2 separate regions of the Mus musculus genome follow, and region 2 is linked to region 1. A link is a contact called in ENCODE Hi-C or POLR2A ChIA-PET data. All regions are on one chromosome and are shown on one strand. The core of a region is the stretch at or near the end of the contact, and the rest is flanking DNA. Distances in the headings are between cores, read along the strand shown.

The links. A loop is a pair of places that touch in the nucleus more often than their neighbours do. ChIA-PET counts read pairs that join two places held with the same protein, here RNA polymerase II (POLR2A).
Region 2: a map of left cerebral cortex shows a loop between it and region 1 (2.1-fold over the local background). The contact joins the promoter of Creb1 here to the promoter of 4933402D24Rik in region 1. A Hi-C loop is called at or near these places in 2 of 37 maps with a recorded cell type or tissue (both left cerebral cortex). POLR2A ChIA-PET finds 5 or more read pairs at or near these places in 2 of 5 experiments (Patski and embryonic stem cell).

The regions. Positions count from the first base shown.
Region 1 is chr1:63,767,612-63,771,704 of GRCm38, reverse strand. It overlaps 4933402D24Rik (RIKEN cDNA 4933402D24 gene), which reads left to right and starts at 2,438. Exons shown (of 3, transcript NM_001256158.1): 1 at 2,438-2,524; 2 at 3,163-3,320. The coding sequence starts at 2,500.
Region 2 is chr1:64,531,033-64,535,125 of GRCm38, reverse strand. It overlaps Creb1 (cAMP responsive element binding protein 1), which reads right to left and starts at 2,322. Exons shown (of 9, transcript NM_009952.2): 1 at 2,106-2,322.

The DNA of each region.
Region 1 (4,093 bases), core at 1,189-3,688:
GGAGGAGGCTCTCTTTCCACACTGGGAATAGTTTGAGTGTAGAGACCTCAAAACTCACCCCACAGTGACATACTTCCTCCTATAAGACCACATCCTCAAATAGTGCCACTCCCCATGGGTCACACATTCAAAACACATGTGTCTATGGGAGCCAAACCTATTCAAACCACCATAGTGCTATTGTCTGGATATGTCTTGAGTATGTCCCCTAAGGGCTCCTCATTGGAAGCTCAAGGTTGGGGAGGTAATGGAATGTTTAAAAGAGGTGGGGTCTTCTGTAAGCTGATTGGGTCACTAAGGAGATGAATATGGGTCTATAAGATAATCGTCAGAGAGCCCAGCCCTTCCTTCTCTTTGGCTTCCTGTCTCACTATGTGAGTTTTCCCATTTACATGTCCTTTCCACGTGATAGCCACTGCCATGTTGCAATGTAGCCAGAGGTGCCACTCCAGGGCTGCCACTGTGTTGTTTAGGATTTCAGTTTTTAAAACTATGGCTAAATAAACCTGGTTTCTTTCTAAACTACCCATCCTTAGCTACTTTGTCACAATGCAAAACAAACTAATAAAAATGACTTGTCTACAGTGTCTCTCCCTCAGTGAAATACAGGCCTGGGGTATAGGGCACTGAAGCCAAAACTGCCTTTGTTTCAGACCTGGATGGTGCAACCTGTTAGACTCACTCCCCAGAAGCTGAGCAAAGAAAATTTAGGTTTTTTTTTTTCAAAAACGCTCCCTATGTAGACGACAAAAATAAAGCATTATTTTGGTCTAACAACTGGCTCTGATGGCTACTTCGCAAACATGGAAGGAGCAGGGTGAGACACAAAACTCAGCCTTGAAGCTTGGCTGAAAGCAGTTCCATTTAACAAGCTGGCCAGGCCCTTGGAGTCATGTTCAAAATGCTGTTTTTATTGTTTGTGCTTTTGCTTTTGTAATTAATTAATTGCCACTAATGCTTTTTTTGTTATTTTTTAATAATTAATTAGCAAGCACTGGGAGCAGGCAGCAACTTTTTCATAGATTGCATAAGCACGCAGAGATAAGAAATCGGCATCGTTGCTAGAGTGCGCATTCACGGATTACTGGGCTGCTCACACGAGAATTACACACTAATTCAACTACAATAAAAAATTACACTTGAAGAGCTTATTATATACTATTCCTTCCCCTTCTGAGGAATGTTTGAGCAGCAGCCTAGCACGGCTGCCATGGCAACTATAATGCAAAATTGGCAGTAACTTTATGAATTGCAAATTCCTCTAAGGGTGTTGGGGAATTTTTTTTTCTCCCTTCCATTTTTAACCATCTCATATGCATTATCCCAGCAATATGTTAAACAAGATTTGGGGGAACTCAGCAATTACTTGGAAACAGGCTGTGTTTTAGAGCCTCAAATTCCATTTTTCTAACGAAGGCACGTGTTCACAGGGAACCCCCAGTTTACCTGCTTTTAATGTTCCCTGTTTTTAACTGAGCTCTTAACATACTGATCACCCTCACCTTTTCTGAGGAGGGTCCAGGTATTCTAACAAATGGACTTGCTATATTCCTTCCCAACGTCTGCCCTAGCAGTTCTCTGAAAATGATGAAAGGGGACAGATAGTCTCAGTTTAAAACAAAAAGAAGAAAAACAATAATCTTACAACCGGCCTCCCCCCTCCAAGTAAATTCAGCTGTGATTCTACATTAAAACGGTCACTAAAAGAATGGTCAGTCCTTCTTGTTTTCCTCCCTCAATCCTATCACGCATGAAGAACATGACAACGGGAAGCAGGCAGCACCCAACATGGTTTGCCTGACTCGGGATTTAAACACTTGCAAAGGTAACCCAAACCATGCTGTTCTGCACGGCTAGTGGTCCTCCTCACTTAAGATGACTGGGATTGAGAGGGGAGTCACCCACCCACAGTATCATGTCACCTTCTACCTCTGATTTTTCTACCTCTGATATTTGCCTCGTTCATGTCACAAGTCTGTTGCAAAAATCACATGAGACAATGTGTTTGAATACTGCCATGTCTCATGAAAATATGACAACGCAGAATTCTGATTTTCAATTTTGATACAACTCTTAATAATTAAAAAAAAAAAGCATAAATGGCCTTTATTCTCTGAGTCTAGTACCAGGAAGAAAAGTGATAGTTTGCCAAAAAATAGTTCAGGTCTTGAGAAACCCTCTGAAATGAATGTAGGAACAAAAATATGAATGGAATCCTACTCTATGACAAAAGACATAAATGGTTGCCTCTCCAATTGGAGAGAACTGTCTGTTTGCAACGAGTGACACAGAAAATGACTTTGTGCAGCACATCTCTAAGAGAAGAGTCTTTCGGTGTCGTCTGTACAGGGCACACAGCAGCATTGTGAGAAGATGAGGAATCTGCTGATGCTCTCTGTTCTGTTCTGTTTCATAGCAACCCCCTATGGTCAGTAGAACACTAACTGTCTCCTACCATTAGACAATAGTCTTCAGAAAGGATGTGCCGCAGAACAGCTGATGGACATGAATTATTTTAGACGAGGTAACCAGAGGAATCCAAGAAGCCTTAAGAGACAGGCTCTTGCGTTGCCCTGAAGAATTTCTGGCCCTAGCTTCCTTCTTTCCTGTCTTCATTTAACCAACATTTACTGAAATTAGATTGTTTTCTGCCCCCAGAAAATAAAGGAAAGGAGCCCACAAGGTCTCATTCACAAAAACCTTTCCAACTGACTGGGAGCAGACTGCACAGCCCCCTCCTCACTCCAACAGGGTTATGAGACAGAAAAGACAAAGCACAGAGGGCAAAGGGGAGAATGGAGACGCATCCTGCAAAGTGGTCAATGAGTTGTGTGGTGCAGGAGCATCCTGCGTGATAAACAGATGGTAGGGACACCGCAGAGGAGAAAGCACTTAGAAAGTCCAGAGAGATGAAACCTGAATGCTGTTGAGGGGTCCGTAGATGGGGCACAAGAGGGTAAAGATAGAAGACCAAAGAACCTTTCCAAAGTGCATCCAGGTCCAATTTGACAGTCTGTGTATAGCAGAGAGGATGTATGTATATATATTAATAAGGAGAAAGGATGCTGTTATCAGACCCGGGTTTTAGGAAGGGCCCAGCAGGGATAGCAGATTCTTTCAAACAAGTCTAGTGGTCAGTCACATCATTCATGTGTCTCCTAGGACAGCCTGCTCTCTTCAGCACGGACCTGAAACCCAATTGCCCCCGCAGACTTGAGATGTTTGCTGCAGCTACAGAAAGGAAGTTAGAATCTGCTGTCCTCCACAACTTCCCGAAGAGCAAGGAAAACATTGGAAAACTGTCAGCCCGCTCTCAGAAGGTGAGCGCACAGATTGCAAAGCGTTTCCACCTCTCCAGCTTGGCAGTGATACAAAAATGCGGTCGGTTCCCTTCCCTCCAAGTAACTCACAGCAGATGCTGATGCCCTTAGCCTCTTCCCCAGCTACAGTTCCCAACATCATTTCCTTCCAGAGGTCAGGCATATGGAGCTCATTAAATTCTACACAGCAACATTCAAACCGTGTGAAACTTTTTGTTTGCAGTGCAATTTAATGTTGAGTTTGATTTAAGAGGAACTGCATATTCTTGGTCCTGGGATGGAAGCCTATTCATCCAGAAGTTTAAAGCCTGGTTTAGGATGATGGGTTGGAGAATTGCAGCTTATGTTGAGAATTTTTAAAGGTGGAAGCACGTCCTGTCTTAGAAATTATCTACTCCAGCTTCATCTTTCATAGAGTGGAAAAAACCAAGGTCTGGACCATTCACATGGTAGAGGTAGAGCCTACAAACTGGGTGTCCTCATCCTTGGCCCAACAGCACTGCTATCCTTGACTCCCCATAGATCAACATACAGAAAGAAAAGACAAACAACCTTTCTCATCCAAGGTAAAACTCACTTCAAAATGAAAATGGCCACCCATTTATAATGTGCTAGTTCTCTCATATTCTATTATAAAAATAAGAACATTAAGACTTTTTCTTGAAAACAACTGGCTTCTGATTGCTACAAGACTATAATATATATAATATGTGGAATGTAGTAGCTAGGAATTTAAATAACTTCCTCAGAGTTATGTGGCATAGTAAAGTGGG
Region 2 (4,093 bases), core at 1,073-3,572, 760 kb before region 1:
AGTTTCACTTGCAATTGCTGAGAATCAATTTGATTCTCCATAAAAGATCCCATAAATAAAACCTAAAGTATCTTTTGGTCAACACTGAAGAAAGGACACATAGGAATTTTTTTTTATTCTCACAGGGGAAGAATCATCCTCATGTATCATCACTATTGGCTTGTAGAAAATCTTTTGAAAAAACTATTTTATCATCAACATTACCATGTATAGAGTCTTCACTGTGTGGAAACAAAATCATCTTCTCAACCCTATGGAAACAACTCCTTCTATTGCATCTTAATTTTCTTAACAATTGCAAATTGGAGTGCTAAAGACTAGCAATGTAACTTGTCAAGTTTCAGAGTCCTGACGCATAGAAAAAAAATCAAACACAATGGTTCTATTACCAATCAATATTTATTCCTAACCAAAAGCCTTGTATGGACCAATCACAATTCAATGGTACAGTAACTGGTTGTATTGTAAAAGAAACAAGCAACCCCCCCCCCCAAATATATAAAAAACTGTGCACCTTTCAAATCAACTAAAATTTTGGGCTTTGCTTTTCAATTGGGAAATGATCATCAGGGCACAAGATTTCAATAGATGGCCCAAAGGTATTTTGTGCTAGATCTTTTGAAGGCAGATGTGGTGCAAAACTGAGGCTAGGATCAAACTCTTAACTTTGAGAAGATATGGCAGGTTTAAATAGGTCATACTGCAATGCCCTTTAAAAATGTCTTTGGATCTTTAAGGTGTCAATGACTTTTGACAGTCCCCTTTGCAGATGTTCTAGGTGAAGGAAAAAAAGGAACACCACAACCCCTGCTGGCTTAAACTGCCATCAACCTCAGGCTGGGATTACCTACGGCAATATACAAATAATGGATAGTTTCAATAACTATTTTTAGAGTGAGAATTATATCAATCCTCCATTAAAGTTCAGACAGAAGCGTGTGAGGAGCATGGCAGAGGCTAAGGGGAGATACGGATGACTCAAAAAACCTTGGCAAGACTGCCTCCCTTCAAATGACAGAAAACGAAAAGTACCTTCGCTAATACTAATTTCCCCTTCGATAATTTCTAAGGGTTTCAGAATGATTGACCTCAAGTGATCATTATCTTAGTGGAAAGGGTTAAAACCGAAACTGTTTTCAAGCACCAGCTTCCCTTTTACAAGATCCCAACAGTTTCTGCAAAAAGTTATTACATGTATGTTTTCTTAGCACCTCTTTCCTTCCCAAAAGAATGCATTCCCAGGACTACTGATTCGTTCTTCATCTTCAAAGCCGAGGGGTGAGGGAAATAGTAAAAAAAAAACAAAAAACAAAAACAAACCAAACAAAACAAAAACAAAAAACCCCAAACCCTTAAAACAGCCTAGGGCAGAAAACAGCATTTTCTCCGACCGCGTGGGAGCCGGGGAGAGGGGCAAGAATAAAATACAGCACCAGAGAAAACCTTGGGTTTCGAACTTTATTGCACAAAGAGCGCTGTAGAGGAAAGCAGGTCGGACGTTGCGGCTCGCCGAGCGGGCACCGCCGCGAAGGCGGCAGCACCTTCACCTCCTCTGCCCTCAACTGTCTCCTTCTTCTTCCTCCTCCTCCACCCCCCACGGGCACCCAGGCGGCGGCCCGGGCGGCCAGCCCGGCACAGCCGGGGCGAGCGAGCGTGCGAGCAGGCGGGCGGCGGCGGCGAGGAACGGGGGGCGGCGGCGGGCGGCCTCCCCCGGGGCGGCTCCGCTCCGCGCCGGCTCCGGCTCCGCGCCCGGCACGGCCGGGCCCGGCCCGGCCCGGCGGCGGGAACGCGGGCGCCAGCTTGCCGCGGCCGGCCGCCCGCTCGCTCGCACCCCGCCCCGGCCCGGCCGCCCCCCGCCATGAGCGCCGCCGCTGGCTGCAGGCAGAGTCGCTGCCGCCCGGCCGCCGCTGGCTCCAGTCCGCCGCCATTATTCTTTGTTCGCTGCGAGCGGCGGCGGTGTTGTGGGGCTCGGGCGGAGGCTCCATCTTTACCGCGGCCCCTCCTGCGAGGGGAAGGCCCCGAGCGCGGGTGTCCGGCGCCTCCCCGGCCCCCCTCTGTCCCCCCGGCTCTCTCCGGCTCCTGCCTCCTCCTCCTGCTCCTCTTACCGGTGGTACAAGCTCCTCCGTCACTGCTTTCGTTCGCGGCCCGGATCTCGCTGGAGTTTTATTCTCTCCCCCACGTAACACACCGCGTCAAACTACACCTCCGCCGCGTCACTCACCAACACTCCGCTTCTCCCAGCCGCCCGGGCCACAGGCAGCAGCAGCCGCCGCCGACTGAGGAGCCGCAGCCAGGGAGCCAGCCAGCGCCGCCCAGTGCCGAGTGCGCAGCGGCCACTCACGGAAACAGCCGAGCTCGACCCGGAGCCGCTCGACAGGCCCCGCCCCCGCGCTACTGGCGGAACCTGCCGAAGGCCTTCGGCTACTTCCCGGCGCTGCGAAGGGGTTGACCGGGGAAGCTGGTGTAGGCGGTTTGAGACCCGCTCTGGAGGCACGATCCGAGCCTCACTGTGGCGGGTGGAGGCTTCGGACGCCAGCTGAGGAGATTTGGAGGAAGCGGGGTTTGTGTGTAGCCAGATTTGGGGTGGTGTGGGGATTCCCGGGGTGGCGGGGACTTGCTGGAAACCCCCGCGCGGTCTGATCCTGCGGCGGAAGCAGACCGCCCGGGAACTTTGACGCGCCGCGAGGGCCCAGAGCCGCGCGGACGGCGCTGGAAGGTTGGAGACGCCGGCTACCGGCCAGGGGAGTCTGCCGGGCCGGAGCTGGTTCTTTGCTGGGAAGAAAGCTATGGCACAGGTGGCATGTGGGGATTCAGCTCCGCTTTGCGGCCAGCCAGAGCCCCTAGGTACTGGGTACCGTCCTCCCTCTGAGGCTGGAGAAATGATCAGCCATGCTGCTCTCAACACTTGAAACAGATCCCCACCCTACCTGCCCGCGACATCCTGTGCTGACTTTTCTCAGCCCTTTCTGCAGCGGTGGCACGCTGCTGCGGCGTGGCTTCCACCGTTTGCACCCCAGAACTTGACAGTGTGACTTCCGTAGCCTCAAAGCTACCGCAACTGCTCTCTGAGTTGCCCCTAACCGCCAGTTCTTCACCTTTTGTTGTTGTGCCGTTCAGCCCTCTTCCTATAGTTTTGTTCCTGCTGGACGCCAGCCCTTGTTGACGTTTTATAACACTGAGCTTGCCTTCATTCCGTGTGTCCTAGCCGTTCCCGCTTTCCCAAGGACATTATACTGAAGAGTAGCTTAATTTTCTTTTGTTTCTAACCAGAACTTTTAGCATGCTAACGTCTCTTCCTCTCTTTAAGAAGACTCTTGTGGCATTGGTGAGATGAATAAAGGCCCTTGCCACCAAGCCAGATAATCTAAGGTCAATTTCGAGAACCCACGTGGTAGAAGGAGAGAACCAGCTCCCATAAGTTGTCCTTTGACCTCAGCACTTACATCACAGTAGTATGTGTGGGCAATAAATAAAATATAGAAACTTCCTCCTTAAGCTCCTTTCCGAGTTCCACCTGTCTTTTACTGTCTCTCTCCATTTGCAGTGGCTCTGAATTGTCACAGTCTTCCTGTCTATGTAGTTTTGCATCTTGCATTTTCAAGACCATCCTAGCATTTGATGCTGTTTGACTCTTCCAAACACTCTCTCCCCTCTTCACTTGCCAGTTTTCCTTTTAACCCTACTCCTCAACAACTAGATTCTCCTTTATCTAACTCCTGTGCAGGAGTCATCTGAGCCCGGATCCTCCACAATCCTACTGTAATCTCTTGCCCTAGGTGGTCTCATCCTCTTCTACTGGCTTCAAATGCCTTCTCTCAGACACTCCAGTCTTAGTTAGGTCTCACCCTGGGACTCTGAATTCCTCTTCCCAGCAGCCTCTGCTCCGGGTCCGTTTGGCTAGATGCTCAGTGTGTAGTCTTACTCACCTCGAGTTCTCATATCCCTTCCTCCCACGGTTCTTAGCTCAGTAAAGGGTCAGGACATCATTCAGATACATTGGGAACCGAGTCCACTTCTGATACCAATTAGGCTCCCCTGGATTGCCTGCTTCCTGAAAACTTGGGTGTATGAGCTGTGTCCCCATGCCTTCTCC